3 separate regions of the Mus musculus genome follow, and regions 2 and 3 are each linked to region 1. The links are chromatin loops, found by intact Hi-C in ENCODE. Cell type or tissue: heart. All regions are shown on one strand. Each heading gives the region's core, and the rest is flanking DNA. Links, peaks and the distances in the headings are about the cores only.

Evidence for each region. A loop is a pair of places that touch in the nucleus more often than their neighbours do. Peaks named below come from ENCODE experiments on the same cell type or tissue, not always from the same donor. Only the 100,000 strongest peaks of a DNase experiment are listed, where the experiment ranks them.
Region 2: a loop joins it to region 1, with 3 times the contacts of the local background. A loop is called at or near these places in 7 of 42 quality-filtered maps.
Region 3: a loop joins it to region 1, with 2.0 times the contacts of the local background. A loop is called at or near these places in 7 of 42 quality-filtered maps.

The regions. Positions count from the first base shown.
Region 1 is chr3:32,329,339-32,340,582 of GRCm38, forward strand. Zmat3 (zinc finger matrin type 3) reads right to left here. Exons shown (of 6, transcript NM_009517.2): 6 at 5,454-11,244. Among named protein-coding and RNA genes, the nearest start is that of Gm42201, 8.7 kb to the left of the region's middle. In heart, for the core only: no CTCF peak of the experiment used is centred there; a DNase peak (open chromatin) is centred at 5,773; H3K27ac peaks cover 410 bases.
Region 2 is chr3:32,707,912-32,719,155 of GRCm38, forward strand. Actl6a (actin-like 6A) reads left to right here and starts at 635. Exons shown (of 14, transcript NM_019673.2): 1 at 635-969; 2 at 3,957-4,033; 3 at 4,190-4,364; 4 at 6,606-6,706; 5 at 7,505-7,602; 6 at 10,120-10,214; 7 at 10,457-10,563; 8 at 10,656-10,745. The coding sequence starts at 945. In heart, for the core only: no CTCF peak of the experiment used is centred there; no DNase peak of the experiment used is centred there; H3K4me3 peaks cover 618 bases; H3K27ac peaks cover 478 bases.
Region 3 is chr3:32,448,922-32,456,921 of GRCm38, forward strand. Pik3ca (phosphatidylinositol-4,5-bisphosphate 3-kinase catalytic subunit alpha) reads left to right here. Exons shown (of 21, transcript NM_008839.3): 11 at 602-683; 12 at 988-1,152; 13 at 1,341-1,444; 14 at 2,835-3,006; 15 at 4,940-5,046; 16 at 5,458-5,579; 17 at 7,172-7,250. Among named protein-coding and RNA genes, the nearest start is that of Kcnmb3, 39 kb to the right of the region's middle. In heart, for the core only: no CTCF peak of the experiment used is centred there; no DNase peak of the experiment used is centred there; H3K27ac peaks cover 295 bases.

The DNA.
Region 1 (11,244 bases), core at 1,605-9,604:
ACACTCCCTATAAGCAAATTCAAACCTTATAAGTAAAGCCAGGATTTGTGAAGAGAATTCCATTAAATCCAATGACACACACACTATAGCCATGTCAGTCACCCTAAATCTTGGGCTGTATTAGAATTACCTAAGGTGCTTACAACAGTCCCTAGACACCCAGGGACATGGTGGAGTAAGAAGTTCCTGAGGAAAACTTCTCTGCTTTGCTTCAAGTCTCCAGGTAATTCCAATTGCTACTAAGTGTGGGAACAACTGCTCTAACTTTAATATGACCACAAGTCACCTGGGGTCTTCAATAAAGACAGGTTCTAATTCCACAAGTCTACAGTGAGACCTGGGGCCAGTATGTAAGTTCCAAAGCACTGGAGTAAGTTTCTAGATTCCTCATACAAGCCTGTAGGAAAGAGGCAGCTAGAGAGATAGATCAACAGTTAAGAACACTTGCTGCTCTTCCAGACAGCCTAACTTCTCCAGGAAACCTGATGCCCTCTTCTGGCCTCCTAGGGTACCCACAAACATTACTAACAAACAAACACACACACACACACACACACACACACACACACACACATACACACACACACAGCAAGTCTTTAAAGAAAGAATAAAAGAGATTCTTATCTGTGTCTCAGTTGATGGAGGACTGGCCTAACATGCTGAGCCCTCGTCTGACCCCCAACACCAGGCATGGTAGCACACCCCTATGATCCCCACACTTAGAAGTAAAGGCAGGAAGATCATGAGTTCAGGGTTTTCCACTGTTATATAGGAAGTTTGAGGACAGCCCGGGCTACATAAGATCCTCCTGTCTTAAAGAAGATCATTTAAAAAGAGAAAAATAATTTATCATAGATGTGTTGAAGTATTTGCTATGAGGAAATACTGAATGGCCCCTGTGTGCCTACTGGCAGAGGAAAAATTATAGTGTGTTCAATAAATCACATGGAAATAAGGCAAATAACAACACTCAACAGACTACATATCATTAGTCTATAGGTACTGAAAGAAACACCGAACTCAAGAATATAAGTCGAACTGTGAAGGAAAGGATGAGCCTCTTCTGAAATGGAAACTTCTAGTTTCTGTGGAATTAGTTATGTCAACTGATGTTTTGCTGGGGCACACAGGTAGAAGGCTGTCTTGCTAAAGCAGACACGTGAAAGAATGTTTTTCTAAAGTAGTCACGGGTAAATGGATGTTTTCCTGGAGCAGACATGTGAAAAAATGTTTTCCTCACGCAGACACAGGTGAAAGGATGCTTTGATCCAGCAAACACGGGAAAGGACCTGTGATGAAGGAGTATGAATATGACCCCACAGCCAGTGGGAGATGAGCACTAAGCTTTGCTTTGGTTTCCTCCACCTCTCTATTCTTCACTAACAACACACATGTATTGGATTACCTTACAAAATGTTGTTGAACTCAACTTGTGGCTCAACTCATGGCTCAACTCGTGCCATTGAGAGAAACTCACCCAAGGACTGTTTGTAAGATTCCTCTAGCAGCTTGTCACTTGCAGCAGTCTTGCCTCAGGCCAGGTGGCAAGCCTTGCAGTTTCTTCAGGATTGAACTACAGTTGCTGGGTTTGTGCCTGGTGTCACCTGCAGAAAGGACTGGACTGCAGCAGATGGTTCATGTGTGGTATCTGCCTGCCCGAGAGGACTGGTCTGCAGCTGCTGAGTTGTATTTGGTGTTTGCTACAAGACTGAACTGCTGACCAAAAAGACTGAGCTCGCCTCAAAAGAACTATTGCTGACCAGATCCAATTTCCCATCTCCTAATAACGTTTCCCTTCCACTACCTCTGCTGGGTGGTAGGCTAGAGGAGAGGTTGAACTCTTATTAAGAGTAGGTTGCAAAAATTTATGTTTACACTCTTCTAAATCTGTTTTCTTTGAAAATAGAACAAAATAAAGCAGTCTTAAGAGAGGGCTGAGCTCTCTGTGCTATGGGAAGACAGGTCTACTTGATTATCCTATACAATCTGCATGCATTGAATGCATTTTAATTCTTCATTTATGTGGGGCCGTGGGTGTGGGGGGGAGGGGGAGGGGGAGAGAACCCACGTCCTGCTAGAGTTCCGATGCTCTGGGCAGGTGGACACAGGAGGACTGCGCACACTTTCCATGCTGTGTTAAGCCACTGACCCCACATGTCAGGTGGTGGACAAGGGGCAGCCCAACTCCCAGGTTCTTGGTCTCTGGCATCCCACACTGGATACGGCAGAGGAGCTGAGAACAGAATAGGGGCCCTGGGGATGAAGGGAGGAGAGGGCAGGTGGCGCTGGATGGTTCCCATCGGTGAGAGTCCTTGGTCAGGTCCATGGCTGGAGCACAGGATGGCCTTCTGGCAGGTTAGACTCGGCTCATTAGGAGAAAGCCCATCCCATCATTCAAGCATGGCAGGCCTTGATGATCAAAGATGGTCGATGGTTTTAGAGCTTTATTGTAGAAAGACAGGGAGAAAGGAGAGAAGGTAGAAAGAGAGAGGCTGGCCATGGCCACGTGGAGAGAGGGGGTAAAGGATAAAGAGAAGGAGGGCTAGAGAATAAGAAAGGTGAGAGCTTAAGAGAGCGAGGAGGGGCCAAGCAGCCCCTCTTATAGTGGGCTGGGCTATCTTGTAGTTGCCAGGTAACTGTAGGGGGGGGAGGGGAGCATACCTGGCTATAGTCAGGTAACTGTGGGGGTGGAGTCTAGCCAGAATGTCAGAAGCTTGGGACATTACCTGACTGGTAGTCACAGAATTATGGACAGGCACCTGATTCTGGGAATGTGGCTCCACTTTCCATCCCTAGTAGATTTCTCTATTGGGTCACCTGAGCAAGCCCTATTCAACCAAAATAGGCTGCCTATCACAGTCCCACAGACTTATATATACCTTCATACACTCATATGCTTAGAACTGTCATTTATAATAGCCAAGGGTAAACAGAAGGAACCAAAATGCCCACTGATGGATGATGGGTAAGCTCTATGTACCTCTACATGCAACGGAGTACTATGAAGGCAATTTTGGCATGTAGTCCAGTGCTGAGAGAACCTTATGCTTAGAGAAGTAAGACGAATAAGGCAGGGAGCGACAGACTTCCCCTGCTGTAAGACTCCTCAGGTAGTCAGCTTCATAAGCTCAGAGGGCAGAATGGTGGCCACCAGGCCCTGGGGAGGGGAAAACGGAAGGTCGTGCTTGATGACGTTTCAGACTGGGCAGATGAGAACCACTGAGGGGCGGGATGGTGGTCATGGCTACACAACAAAGTAAGCGGATCTGATGCCACCTTAAAAATGATTACAGCAACCCATTCTTTTATGCACGAGTTACTCACTTAAGTCCTTAACTTTAAAAGTCAGAATAATTCCCCAAACTAAAAAAATGGGTTATCATGTAAGAGAATACACACTCAAAGGTCAAGCCACACTGCTGGCTGTTTGTCATGACACACTGGTGTCACCAAAAAGGGCAAACAGACCAGCTCCAGAAACTAAAGAACTAGAGTAACTGACAGCTCAAGGGATGGGAAAACAGCTTAAGGGATGGGAAAACAGAGTGAGTTCAGGATCTAGCTTGTCAAAAAGATAAAAGAGAAAGTCATTTTTAAGATACTCCTCTAAATGACCTACAGTACAAAGGAAGGGATGGAAGGAACTCTCGACCAGGCCGGCCTCGAGACAGTGAGCACTGGGCATTAGCACCAGCCTTTTCCAAATGTCCTGTCTCCTGAGCTGCAACTCACTGTACAGAAACTATTCTGCCCCTGCCCCAAACACATCACATTCAGGAAAAGCTTAGAGCTTCAAACTTGGTTTTTATGCTGTCCCAGTGACTCACTCTCACACGCTGTGCCTTTATTTCATTGTTTTTCTCACTTCCCCAGTCTTTTTTTTTTTTTTTTTTTTTTTTGAGGATCTAATTCCTTGCTCCCGGTGTAGAGACTTGCACTTACGATCACTTCATTCTCAGGTCTGTTCTTCTTGTCCACATGCAGCAAAATGTGGAGTGAGGGGGTTGTCTGGTTTGGTTTTTAAATAAAACAGGCATTCTGAAAGAACTGTATTTGTTTAAAATAAAATAGGCATTCGCCACAATAATTACTCTAGCAGCTTTATCAAGGGAAACATTCACCAATAGTTATTGAAGACACTATGTCTGAATTTTCAAATGAACCTATGTTTTGCTGCACTTACCAGTAAAACGCATATCCTCCACATTTTCTTAAACCTAAATCCTGACTTTAAGCTCCTCACAATGGCTAGATGCAAGCTTTGAAGAGTCCACACGGTGGCGCTAAATACCTATGGGCCAAGTCTATAACCCAGTGAACTGTTATGAAAATCAGAGCAAAGGAGCCTCTGGCAAACAAGGATTAGATAATGAAGCTAATATGAAAGCCATCTTGTTCTTGTCTGGAGGGAAGGCTGCCGTCCAAAATACATTTGAAGTTCTAATTACATACCTAAAAACCCAAATGGCAAGCCTAACTTACCAGCTTCTCTCTCTTCCAAAGGCAGGTCTACCTCTGGTCGCAGAGGTAGATTCCAGGGCCAGGTACATTCCAGGGCCAAGTACACATCTCATGTATGTTAGGGGGTTACACGTGTGTTAGACACATTTATATTAAGATTTTTTGTCTCGGTCCTATTAACACTCTCATTGCACTGCAATAAACTGTCTTCATTTCTAAGTTCTCAATAGTTTGAGTATCCCACAAATAGGATAAATTTTTGTGCCCTGAGCTCAAAAGACAAGTCTTAAAGCTCTTCACAAACACTGGGTGCGGCCTTCACACTCTCCTATCAGGTCACCAGTGGCCTGGGAATGTCCGGTGTGGTCTTACAGGCAGCTGTGAGGCATAGGCTGGGGCATGACCTTGGACTGAGGGCCAAGGTCCCCATCTGGGAAAACCTAGAGCAAGGAAACCTGCAAGGCTCCTGGGACTTAGGCACCTCTGATGGCCCTCCTCATCCCATCTTAAAACTTACAACCTACTTTTCAAACAGACATTTAAATTCAAAGCATGATGCATGCACTCCACAGCACTCCAAAGACTCTGTGAGGACTGCATTCCAGTGACTATGTCCATAACCCCATTTCATAGGTGGAATGCCCAAGAGATGAGTGAGCGTCTGCTCTCTGATGTGTTTCTTTCCAGGAGCAGGAGTTGTCATTCTTCTGGGTTCATTCTCTCAGAATTTGAAGAGAACATAAATATCAGAAGGTATCACAAAACAGAATACACCCCGGTCCCAGGTTAGCTGGGAAGGAAGAGTCGGAGGTGGATGGGTAGCTAGGCCAACTCCACAGCAAGTCCTCAAATTCAGTATTCTAAGCCTTGGAAAGCACACAGTAGACCACATACCGCTGTGAACTGGGAGCGCACATCCCACCTGAAGTATGGGGATGACAGCTGGGTGCTAATCACTGATGCTAACTTCCTCCCGACTCAGAACCGAACGCTTTTGAGACAAGACTCAGAAACTGTTTTATTGAACTGAACACAAAAAGCCCGTTACAATGTCATCAAGCCTTTATCAGAAATCAGTACATACATGAGAATACACAGCCAAGATGAGCCAACGTAAGTGGTCTAAGCTTAAATAACATTCAGACTTCTGTATTTATTAGGCTGAAGGAAATAAAAACCAAAAGAGCAATTTCAATTTCACAATTCACAGTTGATTGGTTTGAATCCTGTGACGTCAGTCAGCTCTGTAGCCCCAGAACATAGACTGGCCCACTGCCCGGTGGCCTGCTCAGACACTCAACGGCCAAGTGACAAGTGGGGAGCGTGATATGACACAGCCCCACTTTCCGGTTTGGACTGGCATTTCTTAGCTGCGTTCTTTCTAGTGAAACAGCAAAAGCACATTTTCGGTTTGCCACACTGATCACGTGAAAGGTTCACATTCTCTCGGCTTCCTGCTTCACTTCTAACTTAAGACAATAACTGAATTAAAACGCACCCTTGACACTGAAAGCAAGATCAGCTTTGCTTCTGGATCAAGAGCACATACCCCAGAGAGGACATGTATGTCTCAGCAGACAGCTGGGATGCTTGACAGAGTAGCCTGGCATACCCAATAAGGCATTTCGAAGGCAACACACAAAACCCATGCCAGGTCACTACAGTTGACTGGGGGTGGGGGGTGGGGGGCCACAGGTGAGCAGAGTCAACGTGAGACTTACAAAGTGACACACTGGCTTACAGAACCTTTGGTGGGTGATCAGATACTGAAAGAAGGCAGAACAACGACCAGCCACGTCCAGGAGGGTTTGCTCCCGAGAGGGCTTTGCCCTGCCTAAGACAGTATCGCTCACCCTGACTTATGGAGTCATTTCTTAAAACCAACAAAAAAAGCATCAGGTAGAGAGTGCATGAGAGGGGTCAGTGATGGAGAACACCATTTTCACGAAGGGGTGGGGGGAGGGGGGGTCACGTGACCACTTACGTAGCCAGAGTGGTCATAAAAGCCATTTAAAGACAAAAACAATCAGACAGACCCTGCATGAGTTGGTGCTCAACAGTGCAGTGAGATTTTAGCAATTGCTTTGGACTCAATTAGAACTACAATTTATATAGCTTGGCATGGTGGTACATGCCTGTAATCCCAGCACCAGGAGGTGGAGGCAGGAGGATCGGGGGAGTTCAAGGTCAGCCTTGGCTACATAGTAGAAGTGACTCACCTGAGCTACATGGAACATCACAAAAACAACAAATACCCACAGGAATATCTCTGTGTTAAGAGAACTGTGAAATGTCTAAAACTAAAATTCTAGTTGGTAAAAAATAAACACAGTCCTTCTAAGGGCACAAAAGGAAGTGTTCGGTTACACTGGAAGCCTAAGATTACAACTTAAATGCACTCAGGTTGGATTGTGATTTGGTTCTCCCCATCCAACCTATCCAACCTGAGCAAACCCCTTCAGCTCTGCAGCGCTGGCCACAGGAGGCGGGCAGAGGATGGAGGCAGACCGCAGTTCTCTCCGACATGACTGGAGGGAGGCTGTAGACTGCCTAAGGCTTGCCCAGCCCTCAGTAGACAGTACTGTTGTCTCAGAGTTTAATCCTGCTATGTACAGGCATAGGAGGCGAGTGGTTACAGCGCCTGGGAGTTCACAGCAAGTCCTGTCGGGAACGTAACGTTTGTGGGCCACGTAACCTGGTACGGACTTGTTGGAAACCCTAAGCACACTCAAGAACAGAAACAAGGAAGACTGCTATCCACAGGAGAGTACAGAGACTGCTTACTGCCTCAGGTTATGACCTACACATGCTGTCTTCCTAAGACATTAACATGTGAATATTAAATCCTAGTGTATGACACCCATGGTAGGGACGCTGTCTGAAATGTATAGAGCCATCTGTCCTGATGGGCAGACAGAAGAACACAGCGATGGGCTCATGGGAGTCGTGAGGAAACCCGAGTAGGGAAATGTCAACAGTAGGAGATAGAGTTAGGTGTGCTCCAAAATGTTTTCCACTTTGACAAATGTCCAAAATTCTTCATAATGAAATTCTGAGGCAAATGTTACTATTTCTACATGAAAATTGGTTTAATCGTATGTTCAGAAGGTTGTAGAGACCGCAGGAAATTTAATATTTTCAGCTAATCGAAGGAAGGAAACTGTCATTTTCAAAGGCCTCCAACTTGCTTAAAAAGGTCCCTCTATCCACGCAGAGACGAAGTACAACACCACCCAGAGCTACAGTCTGTTTGTATACATAATTCTCTCCACTCTACAGAAGAACCAAGCCGGAGCGCGGTCACTGTAGGACGTTTGCTTCCACATCAGCATCTCAAGCTCTGAGTCCTCAGTGGCATCAAACACAGGCACAGAGATGACTACTGCCAGCCTCAGCAGCCAGGCTCCCACCCAGAGTGCACACTTCACCCAAAAGCAAATTGAGATTGCACTAGGAAATGGAGAGAGGGAGGCAGACACAGAGCAGAATTCACAAGGACCGTTGATATTTCAAGCTATTTAATGAACAGTGGTTAATGGCAGTAAATCCTGTCTTCTCTACCCTCTGTGAAATGCTAACACTTGCTAAAGGCACTCATATTCTGGGTTTAACGGACACAAGGTCACATGGGACCATAAGCCAGGACTTTTTTTTTTTGGTAGCTACAGAGAAAGGGCGTTCACAAAGAGTCCCTATTGATAATGGAAGGAAACACCACACAGCTATCCATATAAATGTCTCATGAGAAGCTATTTACACAGCTAGTGTTCACTCAGCTACACTGACACGGCAGCTCACAGGAGACTCGCCCAAACAGAACCCAAAAGCAACAAAGCATTTTTTTCCCTAATCAAATATAAAACTCCTAACAAAGGTTTAAGGGGTAGGGAGCAAGGTAGAATTTTTTTTCAAACACCTGTTCAAATATCTACATTAAACTTCTGCATCCAACAAAAATGTTTCCCCATTTCTAAAGACACTCCACCACTTGGGTACACAGTCCACCAATTTCTCTGGTAAATTCCTTCGGCCCAAGTTCTGCCATTTACACAACATTCCAAACCTGCTATTCTTGAGCCTCTCTGCAAAGAAAGCACTACGAGGAAGTCACTTGTCTGCCCTTGGGCTGCCATTGCTCACACTCCCTGGAAACACAGGCTGGGACAGTTCCAAGTCCCGCTGTTAACTCTTAGATCCTGTCTACACAGGAAGACGTAATCAGGTACATGTATGTACGTTTAATGGTTTTCTCCTATTGGGATTGCAAGGTTGTAGACCGAGGGCTACACAAAGCTCTGTAGGCAGCTCTGTGGGGTAAGGTGGGAGAGTCACCTCAGCAGATCACAGGCTCTCAGCCACCACGGTCCTTCATCCATTTCCAGGGCTTCAAACCTCCTCACTAATTCTTTAAGCCCATGGCAAACTAAAAAGGAATATGAGGGGGAGCTTTTTATCAAGGCAAATAGTGTGGAAAAACTGTGGAAAATGCAGAATTCAGTTGGTAAGAGGCAAGCAGACAGGCGTAAGACAATAGGCATGCATTTACAAGCGGCAGGACACAGATCAACTCAGACCAGCAAAGTCTCGTCTCAATGTAAAGTCTAAAAGGTCAAAGCACACAGGGATTTAGCTGAACTTCAAAAGCTAATGCCCTCTGAAGGCATGTGGGATGCAGACCATCTGACTGAAACCAGACTCTTCCTGAAGCCTGGGCTCTGGGTGTTCTGACTGGCTTCATCATGAAGCAGAGAGCCACCGGGCGGTGGTGGCACACGCCTTTAATCCCAGCACTTGGGAAGCAGAGGCAGGCGGATTTCTGAGTTGGAGGCCAGCCTGGTCTACAAAGTGAGTTCCAGGACAGCCAAAGCTATACAGAGAAACCCTGTCTCAAACAAACAAAAAAACAAAACAAACAAACAAAAAAAAACCCAAAAAACAAACAAAAAAAGAAGCAGCAGCAGAGAGCCACAAGAACAGACTTCAATGCTACAAATAATTGATGACACTGAAATCTCCTTAATTTTGGACTAAGGTCTCCATTTGTCTACACTCTGTCCATCCATGACTGTAACACACCATAATATACAGGCTTCCTGGGGGACGGGGGTCCAATCCTACAGCAAAATGAAGCCAACAGGTAGCTCGCCTGACTGACTCTGATGCCGCCATAGCTTGATCGGACAAGGAAGGGACACTGTCCAGACAGCATTCGCTTAGTGAGAAACTGCACCGTGCAGTTCTGATGGCCTCTGCCCTACCCACCGAATACAAGTAAAGACAACAGAGCCTCAGCCAGGGAACTTCCAAGTGCTTCGGAAACCCACAGCACCTCTATCAATGACCATAGCAGCTACTTAAAGACTTGCAGAGTTCAGAAACAAACCGAGTTCTCACAGGTAGCCTGGCACTGGAGTGTCATAAAACCAACGCATCACTCTCTCTAGTGCAAAGAAATACAGAAGTGACACTATAAATCTAACGTTTCACTCTAAAAGAAACCACGCCTACACGTCCCTAACATCCATTAAGGGCACTGGGAGACTAGAAACCTGAATTCACAAGGCTTGAGAACACACCAAGCCCTTAAGTCCACTGTTTTCTGTATATACAGGAGGGGGGTATTTGGGGGCCGGGGAGAAACATCCTTTGACTTGATTCCCAGAGGGAAAAAACTCAAAGCACATGAATATCACTTTTATAAAATGTAACTCCATACCCAGAATCTTTCAATGGTATCTGAGATAAAAATGAGGTGAAATTCTCTCTGGGCTATCATGTAAAAGGGGGGGGGTTTGGGGGGGGAGGGTATGTATCTTCAGACACATACAGAGAGACACACAGACGCATACCCTGCAGAGAACAGATGAGACAGTTAAACAATCACAGAACCAAGTGGCCAGCAGTATATTTAAGTCTAACGAAGAATTATATTTTGCAGCAAAATGAGCAACCAAATGGCTAACAAGATACACCCTAAGTCGCCTTAAACTGACCAGCTCTGTAGATGGCCGCAGGAGGGGTTCCTGGTGTGAGGAGTTGCGAATGGAGATCAAGTCTGAGGCTAACACTGCTCTGTCTTCTGTTTCTGAAGGGGAAATACTTAGCCACATAGCTCTACCGTTCCAGAAGCCAGCAATCACAAAATTAACCTTTAATTATGGGTCTCGACTACTCTAAAGCAGCAATGGAGAGAGAAGAGGCAGCTGAGCATTTCCTCCCTCTCCATCTGCCCGGAGAATTCTCAGGTGACTGAGTAATGAAATATGTATTTGTTATAGTGCAAAATCCTGCTTGCCCTAAGCCTTCTGCAGACGCACGCTTGCTTCCCTAAGGAGCACGGGCATGCTGGTCTTACACATGTGAAGGAAAAAGGACAAAGGACACACAGTGAACACAAGTTCACATATAACACTCCATCAGTCTGTCTAGACATACACTATGGCTTTTTATTTAAAAAATAAGAATCCCATTATAATCATTAGACACCAAAGTCATCTGTGTTTTCAAAGTCTCTTCAAGGAGGCCAAGGAGAAGATGCAATGGTGGCGTTTTGCTATTAGAAATGACACTGAGACTTGATCAGCTTTTAAAAGAAGGAAGGGAGGGAGGGAGGGAGGGAGGGGCAGAGAGAGAGAGAGAGAGAGAGAGAGAGAGAGAGAGAGAGAAAGAAAGAAAGAAAGAAAGAAAGAAAGAAAGAAAGAAAGAAAGAAAGAGAGAGAGAGAGAGAAAGAAAGAAAGAAAGAAAGAAAAAGGCAGGGGTATTTTCCAGGCATGCCCATTACC
Region 2 (11,244 bases), core at 1,412-9,411, 380 kb after region 1:
TTCCTTGAATAGTGCTCCACTTGCTTGGTGAATGATTTTCACAGAAATGAAAGAAACTGAAGTCATGATTTTTAAATGCTATCTAAATCTAGCTGGAAAAATGTACTGTCTTTTAATATAAATAGCCATTGTTTAAAATGATGGATCCTATTATTATATCTGATTTGCTGATTAATTCAAAGTGAAGTGCACATTTCTTTTTCAAGTATAAATGTTAGTTGAAGTATTTCTGCTTAAAAAAAAAAAAATTCCGAATTCATCACAATCAAAGGCCAGGGATCTCTCCCAGGTAACTAACTCAAGTTCCAGATTCCTTGCACTCAAGTTCCTTTGGCTCCTGGGGAGCAGCCATCCTTTAGAACCAGAGCGGTTGATGGCCTGAGGCAAGCCTCTTAATTCCCAGTACCTAATTAACTCACTCTCGAAACCCGGCCCACTCCTGCACCAAGCCCCTCCCACTCGCCCGCCCACCTAAGACTCCTCCTACTCTATTCGCGCGCGAAGCACAGCTCCACCCACTCCCCCCGCCTTGCTCCTGGAAGCTCGGTCCACCCTACCGGCCGCTCGCGAAGCTCCACCCACCTCACCCGCCCGCGAAGCTCCGCCCCCTCCTGCCCGTACCCCAACACCTTCCCTTCTTCTGTCGCTTCTCCCTCTCCCTGCCCCTACGGATGCCTTCCATTGGCTAAGACGGCTAAACCGCGCGGGGATGCAGCAGCGCCACACTCTGATTGGCTAATGACTAAGCCGGACCCTTTGTCATTGGTTGATACGAGAAACCAGCAAGAGTGGCTGTGCAGCGGGCGTGCGGCCGCTGCTTTGTTGCCGGAGGGGGCGGCGTTGGAAGTTGCAGGCTTGCGGGGCCGGCGTTCTCAGGGAGAGGAGTCACGCCGCTGTTATCTTTCGTCCGGTAGTCTTCGGCCAGTCCCCGCCAGACAGTAGCCATGAGCGGCGGCGTGTACGGCGGAGGTGAGTGAGCGCAGCGGCGCCTCGGGGCGTGCGGACCGGAACGACCGGCCTGGTCCCTAGTCGCTTCCGTTTCCCTCCGGTCCTCGGCGGGCCCTTCCGGTCTTTGGACGGTGCTTCCGGTCCCCGTATGGGCCACGGCCTCTCCTTCTCTTCGGACCCGGGCCGGCGCGCAATAGGTTTCCGGCTTGTCCCGTCGCTGCTCCGAGATGGCCTCAAGGAAGGGCCTTGGCGCGTCTTACCGGCTGGGCTCTGATGGCAGTCCCTGGCACGCCGGGTCCCTCACTGTACCGGTTCCGCCGCGCGTTGGTCCCGGGCAGCTCGCGGAGGTTCCGGGCCCCCGGGGTTGGCACTGGGTGCGAGTGGCGCCCGGTGTTGCGGCTGCTGCTCTGGGTCCTTCAGCAGCCACTACAGCCTGGACATCGTTCCAGGCGTGCTCGGTCCCCAGATGAGCGGATCCCTGAGGTACAGGCTGCAGTTCTCCTGTCCGGCTGGGCGGGAGCCTTTTCTAGATCGGCGATAACGAAAACAAGGCTTCTAAGTACTGTTTTGTTTAAGAGTAGTTACCTAGTTAGAGACTCTCCTCTAGGGGGGATGTTGACAGGAGATGGTGCTGCCATCCCTCACGTTAACGAAGAAAAAAATATTGGCAAGAGTTAAACAACCAGCTCAAAGTTTAAAGACTCGTTGTAAATTGGGAGCAAATTGCTTCTGGGATGAGGCAGGGGTATTCCTTTCTCTGCCGTGTACAGGTAACACGCACCCATCAAGAGTTAAATAGTATCCTCACACTAACAAATCTATATCTGCATTGAGTCAGTAGATCTGTGCCCACTCATTTTAACTGCTGTGTAGGGTTTTCTGAGAATAAACTATAGTAGTTTCTCTAGGAACGGTAGTCTTTTCCCTGGCAAGAAGTGTGACAGTAATAATTACCGTTAGCTAATATTTATCGGCTTATTGTTTGTCAGCACTGTAAGTGCTTTATACATTAAAACATTCAAGGCATTTAGTCATCCTATCCTATGAGGTAAGTATTAAATACATTTTTCGGATTAAACTGTAGCAGAGAAGTTAGTAAATTACCCATCTCACATAGTGTATTAGTCATTTTTCAGTTGCTGTGATTAAAAAAAAAAAAAAAACCAAGAAACAAAAAAACAAAATCAGCTTCTAGAAGAAAGAGTTTACTTTAGCTTATGATTCCAGAGAGGTAAGAGTCCAGTTTGAGAGAGGTATGGCAGCTAACAGCAGGCATGATGGTGGGGCAGGAATCTGGGCTCACGTGTCCAACCTCAAGCATGAAGCAGCTGGAAATAGTGGGGGCTTTAAACTCAAAGCCTGTCCCCCAGTGACAGCTTCCTACATCAAGGCCCACATCTTCTAAACCTCCATAAACAGCACCACCAACTGGGGCCCAGATGTTTAAATATCAGCGTCTATAGGAGACATTTTCATTCAAACAGTTGCATATGCATCTCCTTTTAAACTAGGAATTTCTCCAAACTGGGTATGTCTAAACTAAATAGCTCTGTGATTCTCTTTGGGTGCCTCTTTGTAACTAGCACCAAACTGGGTAGATTGGGCATAGATTGGCTTTAACTAGAGAAACAGAAGAACTTTTAAGGCCTTAGCATTTGAGTAATGTAGGTAAGTAGGATTAGTGTTTTAAATTTTGAGGGGGACCCCATTGAAAAACCAGTACTGAGAAACCCAAGTGCATTATCCTAGGAGGCCTGCTGTTTGGGGTGAAGTATTTGGAAAATATACATGGAGGCTTTTCTCTAAATTAGACTGAAAAAGATTGCCAGCTTTTTTCTTACCACTAAACTGTCTCCTAAAGTCTGGAATGTGTAACTTAAATGATACGTTCATTAAATGCTTTTTACTTGGCCTGTATAAATTACACTCTAATTTCCATGCTGTGCAGTTTTCATATTTTGCTGTGTTTCTTCATTTCATGAAACAAAACATAATTCCCCATAATTGATGAAATTGTACTAGGATGTATTCGGTGGTTTTTATTTTTCTTTCCTTTGTTTGTTTGTTTGATTTGTTTTGTGCCACCAGATTCCCTTGCTGTCATTTATACACATCTTGTGCCTGTAGAGATGGCCTCTGGGCTTTCTCAGCCTCTGGTTTCAGCTTTGAACTTTGATTTGGTGATGGTAGGGTAACTATACTTTTTGCCTGTGCTTTTTGTTTTAGTATAATCGTTAAAAGCTGGTGTTCCCCACCCAAGTTAAAATGCCCCAATTTGGATGCTGCATTATAGAGTCTTCCTGGGATTGCAATCTGAGCTTGGCCCTCCCTCCCTGAATAGGCAGCTTAGCTCTGCATCATTCAGCTGTTACCACAGCTCTCAGCAGAAACCTTCTAGGTTCTGGGAACAGTTTCTTCTTGTTTCCTCAGTTTAAGGATTATGAGGGCAGTCCTTTGTTCATCCTTCTGTACCTGGACTATAGAAGTTTATAATTAGTTCCTTTAGTAAGGAAACTACTACCTGCTGTCAGTGTACCATGGCTTTCCTGATTAAACCTCCATTGATAAAACAGTATGACTTGCCATATTTTAATTAAATACATCTTGAAGGTGCATTTAATACTAGGTTCATGCCAGACATGGTGGTGCATAGTTTTAATCCACTTGAGAGTCAGAGACAGGATCTTTGTGAGTTCTGTGACACGTAAGATCACAGAGACACCCTGTCTTGAAACAACAATGGTAAACACTAGATTCTAGCTAATCATGTGTGAATGTAATGGATTTTTACAAAGTTTTAAATTTTCATTTTATATACATAAAATATGTCCTTTTCTTTGTTGAGACAAGAGTTTCTCTGTGTAGTTCTGGCTGTCCCAGAATTAGCTATGTAGACCAGTTTGGCCTAGAACTCAGAGATCTGTCTGCCTCTGCCTCCCTTATTGGGATTAAAGGCATATGCAATTCTATTTTTAATCTCTTCAGTAATTCTCTTTTAATCTCTTCAGATGAAGTTGGCGCTCTTGTTTTTGACATTGGATCGTACACAGTGAGGGCTGGCTATGCTGGCGAGGACTGCCCTAAGGTAAGAACAATGATATGAATGAATTACTTGGGTAGGCAAGAGTCATCTGTGCAAAATTAAATTCAAGCAGAACCTCAAAGCAAAACTGAAGGTAGACACTGGAAACAGCCCCTCCCGAGAGCAGCTGATCCTTCCCGCCATATTTTAACGTCCCAGGTTGATTTCCCCACGGCTATCGGTGTGGTGCTGGAGAGAGATGACGGAAGTACAATGATGGAGATTGATGGTGACAAAGGCAAGCAGGGCGGGCCCACCTACTACATAGACACCAATGCCCTCCGCGTGCCCAGGGAGAACATGGAGGCCATCTCACCACTCAAGAATGGCATGGGTATGAATTAGCTGTAAACCGCAATGTCTTGCAAGATGAACAAGTGTTTGTTTGTTTGTTTTAACTCTATAAAGTAATATTTTGGATAATGAGAATACAAAAATGTATAAGAAGTGTTTCTTTCCCTTAAACTTAATCAGGAGAGTTTGGTGTATGCACAGAAAACTGTATGCTGGGCACATGGTTAAGAGCGATGTGGGTGTGGTCAGGAAACAATGGGATCAGAGATTTCATAAAGGAGGTAGCTGCGGAGTCTTAGCCATGGATAGGAATTCAACTGGCCAGCAAGGCTGAGAAAATCAGAAAAACACCAGCTTGTGTAATGAGATGGGAGTTGTGAGGGAACTATCTTTGAAATGCTTTACAGATGTGGCTGCGGCATTGTTTGTGTTAGGTCACTTGCAGGAAAGGTAGGCAGAGAATGCGGTCTTCCTCTGGAGCATGCTGAAATAGTCACTGAAAGCTGGCCTGTGGGAATTATGTAAGGCTCAGTGTGCTCTGTCATCTTTGCCACTCTGAAAGACTTGCTGACAGTACGTAGAATCTGCTGGAGGGATGCACTGTAGACAGGACAGTAATAAAAGAGGAGAAGGTTTCTGATGAGAATGAGAGCAGAAGTTCTGAAGTGGCTTTTGAGGATCCAGGCGGCAGGCTGCACTAGGAGATTGAGGAGGTAGAAAGGACAGGAGAAGTAAGGTTGCCTAGAGTTTTGGTTTAGGTAATGAATCAATGGTAATATTCACTAAAATCAGAATTAAAAGGGAGGCAGGCAGAAATGTCATTGTCTCTGGATAAAATTCTGAGGTAAACTATTCATAGGAGGACTCATGTGACCACACTGACGACACATGAGGACAGCATCCAAGGAAAAGGGAAAGGGGATGAAATCGAGGGGAGACCCAGGTCTTCTCTGTGGATGGTATACAGTGTGCTTCTGCCTCAGCTGCACAATGTAACCGTGCATGGATTGTCTACCAAGGAGTTCAGCAGCGACTCTGTAAGGCTTTGATTGAGGGCCGGTCACATAGGACCACCTCTGCCTGTCATACATCAAAGGTGTAGAAACACAGGACAGAAGCAGTGATCACCATAAGCCACACCAGTGCAGGGGACTGTAGACTAGTTGAGTGCCTCGCCAGTGCAGGGTCAGGTTTGCTGTGCCCTCCACATAGCAAGTGAGTGTGTGGGACATTGGTTATGATCTAGTTTGCAGGTCAACTAAGTCATGGGGAAACATTGAAGGTGTGGAACTGCACTGTGTGACCCAGAGAGGTCGTGGAACTTGTAAGAGGCTTTCTGTGGGAAACTTGCCCAGTATATTTAACCAGTTGAGATGAGTGCTCAGGAAGGAGAATGACAGCCTTAAATTAGGGGCGGGGAAAATTCAAGAGAAGTTTAAGACTCAGAGTCAAGTCGAGGCCAGTGTTCTCAGAGGTGGGTTGAGATTTCCCCCAAGGGAGGCATTGGTCCCAGCTACTGGTGAAGTCCACAGACTTAAAAAAAAATCATATGGGTCTGTGGGGAAAACATTTGTAAACCATTGAAATCAGTAGTACCAAGTACGGTCAAAGGTCACATTTAATTGGTAATACTAATTGTCCAGTGGAAGTGTCACCAGTTAACTAGTGACTCATGAGCGGGTTGAGGGGATGCCAGCTTTTGTTATGTTTTTTTGAGACAAGGCCCAGCTCTGTAGTCCTGGCTGGCCCTGAGTTCATGGAGAACTGCCCGTTTCTGCCTCCCAAGTACTGTGTGCTGGGATTAGAGATGTGCAATGTCATGTCTAGCTACTCTATAGATTTTTTTTTTTTAAATTCCTTTAAATCCTTATTTTTCTAACACATAGTATGTTTTTGCTTTTTGTTTTCTTCCTAGCTCTAGATATAATTGTGTCTAGCCTGTGAGCTGCTTTCCGCTGTCCTCTTTCCTGTTCTGATCACCCAAATGGCCTCTAGCAAGAACTAGGTGTCTGTTAAGTACCCCATTTATATTTGGGGTACCTGTTAAGTACTCCATTTATATTTGAGGTAGATCTGAGAGGCCTGCCTATAAGAACCAAAACTAGGTTCTATATGCAGAGTACAGTACTGGCCTGTTTTGTAAAGTGCTGTGTTACACAGTAGATTCAGTATATTGAGATACTAACTGGAAGTCATAGGAGCAGTCTTTTTGTCTTAGATGGTGCTTGCTCATTCATTCATCAGCTAAGCCTCGTTTCACGCTCTGACTCTTATGTTCTAGTTGAAGACTGGGATAGTTTCCAGGCCATTTTGGATCATACATACAAGATGCATGTCAAATCCGAAGCCAGCCTGCATCCTGTTCTCATGTCGGAAGCACCGGTGAGACCACTTTCTCTTCTAGTTTCACTAGTGTATGTTCTTTTTCTTCCTTCACTTTCTGCTCATTCGAAGATTTTCTTTTTCTTTTTTAGAAAAAAATACACTTATTTATTAATTTATCATGTGTGTATATACACACACATAGGTGCTCGCTCATGTGCCAGGCACACATGTAGAGGTCAGACAACAGCTGGAGGGTATCACTTCTCTCCACCGTGTGGATCCCAGGCTCTAACTAAGGTTGTCAGGATTGGGGACAAAACAGGCTTTACCTGCTGAGACACCTTGCTGGCTCTCTGTTTTCTTTTAAAGAGTCATCAAAATTTACATTTTGAGTTTGTAAATTTGAGGAAAGATTAATTTTGATTATGGTTATAACATTATTTCAGCAAACAAATAATTGGCTTTGTGTGTACCACACACCGAGCTTTCCTTGGTGTGTGTAAGACATTAGAGGAAGAAGTGCTTTCTAGCTTTTTACAAGTGGGATGCCTGGGTGTTTGAAAATTCACATTTAGGATTTTGGTTATTAGATTTAATATTTAAGAATATTTTTGTTTGTAGAATCTTCATTTTCTTGTGATTTGGAAAGTCTTTATTTCTAGGACTCATAGCAGCTAACAGTTTTACCTGTTGAATTATAGAGTTTAATTTATGATTTTTTAAAAAGAGGAACTTAACTGACTGACTTTCTTTCTTTCTCTTTCTCTTTGCCAATATGGCTCTGTAATGTATGAAATGAGTCACTGCTTTAATTACTGTTCAGTGGATAACCCGGGTCCTTCCTCCCTTCTCTAGTGGAACACCAGGGCGAAGAGAGAGAAACTGACAGAGTTGATGTTTGAGCACTACAGCATCCCTGCATTCTTCCTTTGCAAAACTGCAGTTTTGACGGCGTATCCTTAAACTATAAGACAGCTTTTCTCAGTGTGTGTAAGACATTAGAGGAAGAAGTGTTTTCTAGCTTTTTACCTGAGTTTTTTAGGCATTTCCCTACTCCCCACCCCGTTTGAATCATTGTATGCAGTGTTGGGTTTGGGTTTCATAAAGACAGTCTCCTTCAGGTGTATCCCTTCTCCTTCAAGAAGTATATCCAATATCTCCTTCAAATCGGCGACCATATTCACCCACTTCCTCTGCTTAGATTCATCTGCCCCTCTTTGCTGCCTCCCACTCTGCCTTGCAGCTTTGTGGTGGGGCTGGGGTTGAGGGCAGCGCACATGTGCCAGTGCCTGTGTTCTTAGTATCTGAGGGGTTCTTAGATTTGCAGAGACACCGTGCATGCAGTGTTTGCTTCCGTGTCACTGATCTGATCTGCAGTGTCTGAGTAGGCGGCATTATTTCACTCCTTCTGGCTAAGCGGAACAACAGCGTGCACCGCATTCTCTCCAGAAGTCGATGACCCTGTCTGGGCTGACTTTGGGACTTGGCTGTTCGAGCGGTGCCGTGACGAGCAAGGTGTGCAGGCATCTGCTAGCTGTGCTGACTTCCTTTGTTTGGCATAGATTTAGCAGGCCTGACTGGATCCTGAGTCGTGACTTTAATTTTTTGAGGATCCTCTTTACAGATTTCATAGTAGCTGGACTGATTTCCATTACCACTAGCAGTGAGGTCTCCTTTCTCAGTGGCTTCTGTTAATCCGTCCTTTTGCGAACAGACAATCTGATTAGGGTGAGATGAAATTTCATTGTGGTTTTAATTTGTATTTTCATGATAGCTTTAAAGGTGTGAAGCCTTTTTTCACATTTATTGACCATTGGCCATCTTTTAAGAGCAATGTATTCATTTCACTGGGCTATATTATTGATTAGGTTGCTTTTCTTTCTGGTCTAATTTTCTGAGTTAAGTAAGTATTCTAGATAGTAAACCTTTGTCCGATGTGCAGCTAGCAGATTCTTGCGTTTCTGTAGGTCACTGGCACTTGTGAAATCTTTTTAAAGTCATTCTGTGTTGAATCAGCATGGTTCTCCATAGTCCTTCTCTGCCCTACTGTGGGGCTCTGTTGTGTAGTTGTGAGCTCACCATGTTCTCGTGTATCTTGTATTTCCTGCTTGCTCCTGCTCCATCCACATCCTTCCCCAGATTGCTGTTGGGGGCACCTGGGGGTCAGGAATAGGTTGGGTGTTTTTTTTCTATGTCTTTGCAGGATATCCCAAGCTTTTCTTTTTGCAGATAAACTGAACTCTGTTTTTGTAAACAAGATACAGAGATGGCTCGGCGTGTATCTTCTGCGTTAGTGGCAACTTTGTTGTGCCTTCTCCCCACCCATTTCTCTATACTTTACCTCTTCTGAAATGTTAGTGGGTACCAGGCTCGGGACATCGTAAATGCTCAGCAAGTAGTCGAGCCGCCAGTGAAAAGCTCAGTTCATACAGGGCTGTGTCATGCCGCTGAGGCCCAGTTCATACAGGCCTGTAGCTGCCGCTGAGGCCCAGTTCATACAGGGCTGTAGCATGCCGCTGAGGCCCAGTTCATACAGGCCTGTAGCTGCCGCTGAGGCCCAGTTCATACAGGCCTGTAGCTGCCGCTGAGGCTCAGTTCATACAGGCCTGTATCATGCCGCTGAGGCTCAGTTCATACAGGCCTGTAGCTGCTGCTGAGGCCCAGTTCATACAGGGCTGTAGCTGCTGCTGAGGCCCAGTTCATACAGGCCTGTATCATGCCGCTGAGGCCTAGTTCATACAGGCCTGTAGCTGCCGCTGAGGCCCAGTTCATACAGGGCTGTAGCTGCCGCTGAGGCCCAGTTCATATAGGGCTGTAGCTGCCGCTGAGGCCCAGTTCATACAGGCCTGTAGCTGCCGCTGAGGCCCAGTTCATACAGGGCTGTAGCTGCTGCTGAGGCCCAGTTCATACAGGCCTGTATCATGCCGCTGAGGCCCAGTTCATACAGGCCTGTATCATGCCGCTGAGGCCCAGTTCATACAGGCCTGTATCATGCCGCTGAGGGGAGTGGGAGCTGCTCTTTCACCAGCTGCTGAGTCCACCTCGAGTTGCTTGTTGGGGTGCACTGGGGTAGGGCAGGGGCTGCCACCCAGCTGCCATACCTGCAGGGCTCCTCCAGAATTCTCCACCCAGGTGTCATAGCCTCTTGCTGTTCTTGTCTGGTTTTTGTAAATGTTGTTAAAAATGTTTCAATTTATTGTAAGCCTTTTGATCAGTTGTGGAGGTTTACAATATGTTCGTTTTAAGCAGCTTAATTAAAGAAGAAACCATTCTGGGAGTCCTGCCTGTGCAAGTTCTTTTCAAGACTTTTCAATTATTTACACCAGTTTTTATCTCTAGACATGCTTTTACACATGTAAATGATAACGTCTGTTTAATAAACTGACTTAAGCATGACAAGAGCCAGCCTTTCTTAATCAGTACTATCCTAGGAGCTTCGATACTTCATTTTCCTTAATGCTTTAAACCAGATTTGCTAATGGTCGTTCTACTGGGCTGATTTTGGACAGTGGAGCTACCCACACCACTGCGATTCCAGTCCACGATGGCTATGTTCTTCAACAAGGTAACTGCTTAATGAGGGCACAAGGTGACTTTCCCGGTCTTGACATAGATAGTGAAGACAGACCAGGAATTCTATTGGAGCACATCCATTTCCAAGTAATACGTTTCAAATGCATGGCTTTGCTCTTTAAAATGATAGCTTACTTAATCTACTAAAAGAAACTTATTCCTGTGTAAATATATTCACAGTTCCAAGGAATTGAGACTTTGGGCTCCTTCAGCCTTGTTTGATTTGGTTCTCAGGCATTGTGAAATCCCCTCTGGCTGGAGACTTCATTACCATGCAGTGCAGAGAACTCTTCCAGGAAATGAACATAGAACTCATTCCTCCTTACATGATTGCATCAAAAGTAAGCAGCACGTGACGTTCCTTGGTGAGACCTGCCTTTGCCTCCTCTCCTGGCTCGTGAAGTCTCTTAGCATGTGCTCTTGGTGTTCTCAGGAGGCTGTTCGAGAAGGTTCTCCAGCCAACTGGAAAAGAAAAGAGAAACTGCCCCAGGTTACAAGGTCTTGGCACAATTACATGTGCAACGTAAGTTACCCTTACTGTCTTTATAAAGTATTAAGTCCAAGGAATTTTATTATTTTTTAAACAACACAGAGGAGGTTTATTACCCTGGAGGGACAAGTGGGCTGCCTTGGGATTGGACAGAGACGGCCATGTTATGTTTTTTTTAAAATATCTGACAAAAGCAATAGCTTGGTGTGGGGAGCACTTTCCATATTATTGAAACAGCCCCTACAAACAGGCCGCTACACAGCAGTGTGAAGAAGTGGGACAGGCTATGGCTTTAGGGTAGAAGTAGGAATGCTACTTAATACTGTTGTTGAGAAAATGGTTTCAGTTTGTGTAGAACTTATTACAGCTTAAGTGAGATTTCTTCCCTAGCATTTATCAAACATAAAGTGTGTGTGACTGCTCCAGCAGTGGGCCAGTGAGACTCTGCTGGAAATATGTCTGCATGTGTAGCCCTATATAGGTAAGAGATCAGTGTATTGCCATCTCATAGATATACATACTAATTTCTAAT
Region 3 (8,000 bases), core at 1-8,000, 120 kb after region 1:
ATTTTTCCTTATGAAAGAAACAATCCTGCTGCTCCTTGAGACGCTGGTGCATTTTTTTTTTCTTTATTACACTGCACTTGTGATTGTGGGGTGGGGCTCTCTTATGACACAGTATGCATGGAGAGACTGGAGGACAGTCTTGAGGAGTCAGCTCCCCTTTCACTGTCTACACACATCATCAGGCTCGGTGGAAAGCACCTTTACCCATTGGCTAGCTCACCGGCTCCCTACACTGGTGCATCTAACCGAAGGAGTTATAGTCCATAATCTATAGAGAATCTGTGAAGCACGGATCTCGTCCAGTAAGCTCATGAAGTTCACAGAGGTGAACTGTTGGAGTGCCTGAAGAGCAGAGTCGCAGAGATGTAATTGTTCTTACCTCTCAGCTCACCTTTATCCTCCATTTGAATCCTTCATCTTTACCATTTTATCTGTATCTGAGTAGATACGAAATAAATGTACAACCAGAGCCTTCAACACAAGTTTGGGTGTTCATGTAGGCTAGTAGTAATAAGAAACTTAGAAGTTGATTCTGATGCATGATGGGAATAAGATGTTAGTCCTTCACATGTCGCCATGGTCTTTATTATCTCCCCAACAGACACTACTGCGTAACTATTCCTGAAATCCTACCCAAATTGCTTCTGTCTGTCAAGTGGAATTCCAGAGACGAAGTGGCCCAGGTGAGATTATTTAGAGACTCTTGTGCAGTACCCATGGGTTGATTAAATCAACTCTCAGAAAATCCGCATCAATTTAGAGGAAGAATAAGACTAAATTATTATGATAATTAAGAAAATGCCAGTCATAATCATTTTCATATGTAAAACTAATAGAATTTAAAAATATAAAGCAAATTAAGATAATTCATTTAAGCTAAGTTTAAATAAGATGTTAAAAACAGTGTTTTAGACTTTCACATACCATTTATTCTTTTTTTTTTTTTTCCCCTTCACCCCACGATTTACTCTTATTCTCTGTTCGCAGATGTACTGCTTAGTAAAAGATTGGCCTCCAATCAAACCAGAGCAAGCCATGGAACTCCTGGACTGTAACTATCCAGATCCTATGGTTCGGAGTTTTGCTGTTCGGTGCTTAGAAAAATATTTAACAGATGACAAACTTTCTCAGTACCTCATTCAACTTGTACAGGTAAGATACCAGAAACTGAAATGCTTTGTTCCACCTCTGTACAGCTTATCAAAGTAGCAGCATTAGTTTTATGCTTTTTAAAAATCCATTTATTACTTTATGTATAGAATTTTTTTTCTTTAAGTTCAGCCATAGAGAAATGGACCTGATTCATCTGAATTTTTGTCGCTTTTCTTCTGATTCCTCAGGTCTTAAAATATGAACAGTATTTGGATAACCTGCTTGTGAGATTTTTACTCAAGAAAGCATTGACAAATCAAAGGATTGGCCATTTTTTCTTTTGGCATTTAAAGTAAGTCAGATTATTTCCCTAGTAAGTGCATGCGTCTTGCTGCTGCTGCTGCGTCTGTCTGGAAAGCTGCTCTATGCTGCAGGCCTGTTGCACAGTTCTTTTTTTGGAATTAAATGACCAACATAAGTCAGAACTAAATTCTGCGTGGTTAGTACAAATATTTTTGAAGGATTTGCTTCTATTTTGAGCCAAGTAAAATTTGCCAGATGCAAATTAATGCTGTGGTAGGTTTCACTGTGTACGTAGATGACATTGTCCCAAAATAAAAGTCTATCTAGGAATTCAGAGTGATGATGCCAAATTACCAGGTTTCTTGTGAGAAAATAAGCTAAGGTAGGAGAATCCCAACTACCAGCCCAGCCTGTGCTTCATAGAGAGATGCTGCTGCTGCTGCTGCTGCTGCTGCGTGTGTGTGTGTGTGTGTGTGTGTGTGTGTGTGTGTGTGTCTGTGTGTGTGTGTGTCTGTGTGTCTCTGTGTGTGTGTGTGTGTCTGTGTCTGTGTGTGTGTGTGTGTGTGTGTGTGTTGGGGGGATGAACAACTTTTGGAAGTGTGCTATAGTACTCAAAGTTGTCACAAACTACCTAGAGTACAAGAAATTTAGAAACAGGTTTGTGTCTAGTGTAGCTTTGTTTTTTGTACTTTTTTCCTGTTAAAGTAGGTATTTAGAGAAGCTATGTTTAAAATAAATGTAGAGGCAGTTGGGAAAATGTAAACATGCTTGCAGGAGACTTGGAAAACTCAATTAGCTTTTTACCTGCTTCAGTTTACTTTATTATTCTCCTTTTCTACTTGCTCCTTTTGTATTTTACATTGAGATTAATGAATTAAAAGTAGCTAAAATAAAGCCTAAATCAGTAGAATACCTAGTTTGTTATTAAATTTACACCTCCCTACCTGAAACACTTGGTTATTTTCTTCTAAATTGGTCGGTTTTAAACGTTTGTGTTATTGATTAAAACATGTATTGGACTAGGAAAAGGGTTTTTCTATCTTTTGAGAAAGCATATATGCTAATTTAAGACTAGATTAAGATCAATACCTGAATTAGAATAAAAACCAAGCTCACTGCCTGGCTCCATGTATTTGCTATTCTGTATATGCTCTTGATCAAGATTACAGTTTTGTCTTATCTAGACACTTAAAAAACAAACAAACAAAACTACTTGTAGGGCTGGAGAAGACAGCTCAGGGATTAGAGCTCTCCCAGAGGACCTGAGCTGAATTCCCAGTACTCACATGACAGCTCACAACAGTCTAGCATTCTTTTCTGGCCTCCACAGGTACTGAATGTACATGGTGCACAGGCAGAAATGCAGGCAAATACCCATATGCATAAAACAAAAATAGAAAGACTGCGTATACACAGATAAATTTTGCCTATTCTTTTAGATCTGAGATGCACAATAAGACTGTCAGTCAGAGGTTTGGCCTGCTATTGGAGTCCTACTGCCGTGCCTGTGGGATGTATCTGAAGCACCTGAACAGACAAGTAGAGGCCATGGAGAAGCTCATCAACCTAACGGACATCCTTAAGCAGGAGAAGAAGGATGAGACACAAAAGGTGTGTGAGCGGCTCTCCCATTGCTTCTGGAGACTTCCCTTGAAGTTGGAGCACAGTGCACACGTAGAGTGTAGTTCTTACAGTTTGGATTTGAGTTCTACTGCCTGCCAGTTGTGTTGTAGATATATTATGTGGGCTCCTAGGACTCATTTTCTTCAACTGTAAAATAAAAACAATACTTTAAACATAGTGCTTGTGAGAAAGAAGCTAATCACGTGACAGGCAAAGCACTTGTCACCTCCTTTGAGCATGCCCACTGTGTGCTCTTTTACATGGCTGTAAGTGATGTAATTAATAATGTTGGTCATGATTCCAAAAATAAGGAGCAGTGAATTTAACTGGCCTCGGTGCACCTGTCACACTCAGGTCCTCGGGACCTCCCACCCTCTTCTCTCACTACTGCCAACTGAAAAGCAAGCGTAGCCTCCCCTCGGTGAAATAGCAGAATCCATTCACCAACTCATTCCCAATACCCAAAGAACATAAATTAGTATTACAGAATCAGTTTTTTCCCAACATCTATGTTAATAATACTGAAAAGAAAAACAACTATTTTAAAGTTGGTGCATTCAAGCTAAAAGAAAGTTACTGTATTAATTTAGAGGCCTTAAAATATGTGACTGAGTTGACTCTTTGAAAGTGCAGCATATAAACTCAAATAGAGATTATTAGAAAATATGTAAAAGTGGCCAGAGCATAGCTGTTGCTGGTACATGAATGGCAAGCACAAGGTCAGCCCCAGCAGCACACCAACCAGGCTGTGGTGTAGTGTCTTCTGTGGTACATGTGCGTGAGTAAAGAAACGAGTGTAAAAAGACAGATCAGAAGGAATTGTGCTTTTCCTGATGTGATGAACCTGGGCAACAGGGCACTGCTTTGAAACTTAAAGAAAAAAAATACTTCTATCTCAGGAGCTTTGAAAAGATAATTTCTTAAGCATGTATTCTGTGCTCAAGTTTGCGTATTAGATAATGACTCTTCTACAGTGGCTTCATTAAAAAAGAGGGGTTCATGACTCAACTCACTGGCAGCCTGAATGAGATTATGGTGAGGACCTGAAGTCACACTTGGTTCCTGTAGATAGCTTTGTGTCTATACTAGAGTATGGATGGCCCTGTGCTAACATTGGAGGCAAACAGAGATCTCAGTCTTTTTACCTTTACTCAAAAGTCTGCTAGTGAGAATTTCTAGCTGTTCACTTAATAGAGAGAAGTGGGGAACCTCACTCCAGATTTTAGGGGGAGAACTGCGCGTTACTACCGGAACCTCTTTTGTTCCATCACATTTTTTATTTTCAATAAATGAACATTTCCTTTAAGTATGTCCGATACTGCTTGATAGTTCTGAATAGATGGATAGATCTATACAGTATAAAGTGCATGGAGTGTGAGGTTCTCTACAGCAAATGCTTTTCTAGATTTTTCCATCCTCACTCTTTTTTACCTAACTGTGAATGTTTGAAGTTCTCTAACAGAGCCTAGAAGAGAGAATACTAAGCTGAAATCTAAAGTAGACCGGTCTTTTCCTTGTGCTCAGATAAGGACCAGCAGACCTTCTCAGTGCAGTGCCAGGGGCCAGGGCTTGACTCTTTCAGACCACATAAAACTTAGCTGTGAAAGCAACCAGTATACAAGTGGCAGGGCAAGGTTTTAATGCACATTCATTTATGAAAACCATGGCTGGTCAGCAAGAAGTACTTGAGAAACTTGGCTTAGAGTCACGTCATCCAACAGAGCTTGCCTTCTGGAACCGTGATCCCACCCTGACTCTCCCCAATAATACTGCTGCAGTCATGGACTTCCCAGGCAGCAGAGTTGGCCTGGCCTAGGGCAGAGAAGCACAGAGCACTGCTGCAGTCCCAGTGTCAAAGGAAGCAGCAGCTACTTTCCCCTTATGAACTGCACTTCTCATTCGGGCTGTGCTTTGTTATCAGGTACAGATGAAGTTTTTGGTTGAACAGATGAGACAGCCAGACTTCATGGATGCTTTGCAGGGTTTTCTGTCCCCTCTGAATCCTGCTCACCAACTAGGAAACCTCAGGTAAGGTTAAGGCCCCTTGTTGATATGTTTCAGTAAGTATTTTTCCATATAAGTCTTAACAAAAATCCAACCCTCCAATTCTTATAAGACAGCAATAGTAAAATAGCCTTAAACTACAGCTACATTTATTTAGTTTCTGCTACTTTGATAATAGTTTAAATCTTTCTATGGTTATAAATTCTGATATCAGGGACAAGAAGTTGGAAATGGTCTATATAAAACGAATTATGTATTCTTAGATTGGCTGGAAATTTATATAAACATTTTTAAGATTAATGTTTATTGGTTTTTAAAATTTTTTAAGTCTTATAAAACTTGAAAAGGTTATATTGTGTATGAATTTTAAGTAAGCCCAAAGACCAAGAGTGTAAAAAGTTAAAGTGCCTGGTAAAGTCTTAAACTCTTTTACAGGCTTGAAGAGTGTCGAATTATGTCCTCTGCAAAAAGGCCACTGTGGTTGAATTGGGAGAACCCAGACATCATGTCAGAGCTACTGTTTCAGAACAATGAGATCATCTTTAAAAATGGCGACGGTGAGGAGAGCACAGTGAGCTCATGCTGGGTGCACGCTGCTGTCTTTGTACACAAGATGTTTGTGAACCATGGCAACCGTTTAACCGTTAGGGAGTGCAGCACGCACGACATCTAGAATGCTTTACAGTGTGTCTGTGGAGACGTCTGGGGAACTGGGGTATTATGCTTTAATATCTGGAGATACTAAAGGTCTGCAGAGAGTAGGCATATGCAGACACTCCTCAGCTCCCCTATCTGCCCTGAAGGCAGACCCTCCTGCTATAAGGAAGTCACTTGTTCTGAGTCTTAGCAACCGGGTGAGATAACTGAAGGCTGACTCCTAGAATTCTGAGTCGAGTACTCCTTTCCATCCCCCTGGGAGTGTTCATAAGTTAGGAAAGCAAAAATAGCAAGTCTCTGCCCTTATTCATTCCTGGGTCAGACTGTGAATTAAATTGACAGAAGCCAGACTAGCAGGAGAAAAAAAAAGTGTGTGTGTGTGTGTGTGTGTGTGTGTGTGTGTGTGTGTGTGTGTGTGTGTCTGTGTGTGTCTGTGTGTGTCTGTGTGTATGTGTGTGTGTATGTGTGTATGTGTGTGTCTGTGTGTGTGTGTGTCTCTGTGTGTGTGTGTGTGTGTCTGTGTCTGTGTGTGTGTGTGTCTGTGTGTGTGTGTGTGCTTAAGAATTCACCCAGAATATGAGACTCCAAAGAAAGACCAAAGCTGGTCCATTCTCCTTAGCTACACTGGGGCTGAGGAAAGCTGACATTACAGGAGGGGAATGGTCAGAACTACATGAGTAAAGGTGGTCTTGACACTACACTGAAGCAATCTCTCCATCAGAGTTGTTTGAGCTGGACACAGAGACATGCAACTGTAGTCACAGCACTTGGGAAATGAAGGCAGGAAGCTACATAGCATATTGAAGGACAGCCTAGGCTACGTGAGATTCTGTTTCAAAGAGTATCATCTCAGAGAAGTCTTTAAATAGGTGACAGTCAAAACCTGATCTCAACCTCCAGTTGACTGTCAGCCTGGTATCAGCCTTCCCCAAGTGAGCTAAAATGTGATCTCCTTCCGAATCGGGAGCCTTGGAATCCTTGCCTGCCTTGGCTTACTTCCTGTATGCAAGGGTGGTTTGTATAGCATCCAAAATATCTGTGTGCTGGATCCTAGGACTATGGCAGAGCCTGCCCTCTATAGCTTAAAGTTTGGACAAAGACTTTTCAGCAGCTAATTCCAAAAGTGAAAGAACCATGAGACAGAGTGCAATCTTCTGAGAAACTAGGGCATTTATGTGGAGAACGGGCTACAGGAAGAGGGGCTCACCAGTGGCTTGTGAGAAGAACAAATGAGAAAACAGTGAGTGCTGTTGGCCCCAGGATTGCCTTATAACCAAATTTAGACTTCATTCTTCATAAAGGTAAATATTTTAAATAGACTTGGAACTTTTTGAAATATCTTGTTACCAAGATGATTGTGCAAATATTTTAGAACTGGATTAAAAAATTAAAGCGCTGCTGTCTTATGAGTTATCTTGAACATTGAATACAGTTCTTTATTTTCATCTGAAAACAATGGTGCTAAGTGGTGGTGTATATACTTGAATTTCAGACTTACGGCAAGATATGTTAACCCTTCAGATCATCCGAATCATGGAGAACATCTGGCAAAACCAAGGCCTTGACCTTCGGTAGGCATGGGTTGAAAATTATCTTAAGAGAATTAACTAAAATCTTAATGGAAAAGCCTCTGAAGGCCTATATTAAAAATGTTTATAAAACAAACAAAAACAGACAGTAGTGACTAGGAGGAGGCACTCTTGGCTGCCTTGTGCTTTTTCTCTTGCATGACCCAATAGCTGAAGAGACTCGTCTAAGTGAAAAGAACTGTCTTGTGAGTGTCTTAAGGTCGCCCATCCCTGGAGTATCACCATTAGGATTAGAACAGACCCAGGAGTTAGGAAGCACTTGCTGTTCTTGCAGAAGAGCAGAGCTTGTTTGGGAGTTGGAACCACATTGATTGATTCTAACCCCAGGGAATCCAGCACCCTCTTTGGATCCCCACAGATACCCACACGTATTTATGCATACACACTTACATACATTCATACACACAAATTTAAAAATATTTTTCAGAAGTAAGTTTCATCATAGAAATTCAGTAATCCTAAAGCTATCTTTTATCAATTTTTAGCAAAGCAACTGAAGTTTTTATCAGTTTCTCCCCCCCACCACCTTTTTTGTGACCATCTGTATTCTCTCCCCCTAACTTTGCAGAATGTTCTATGCTCTCATAGTCCTTGCTTCTAGTGCTTTTGAAACCTCAAAGCCCACACCTGGTAACACACCTCCTCCAACAAGGCCACACTTCCTATTCCTTCCCAAATAGTTCATCAATAGGGATTAAGTATGCAAATACATGAGCCTCTAGGGACCATCTT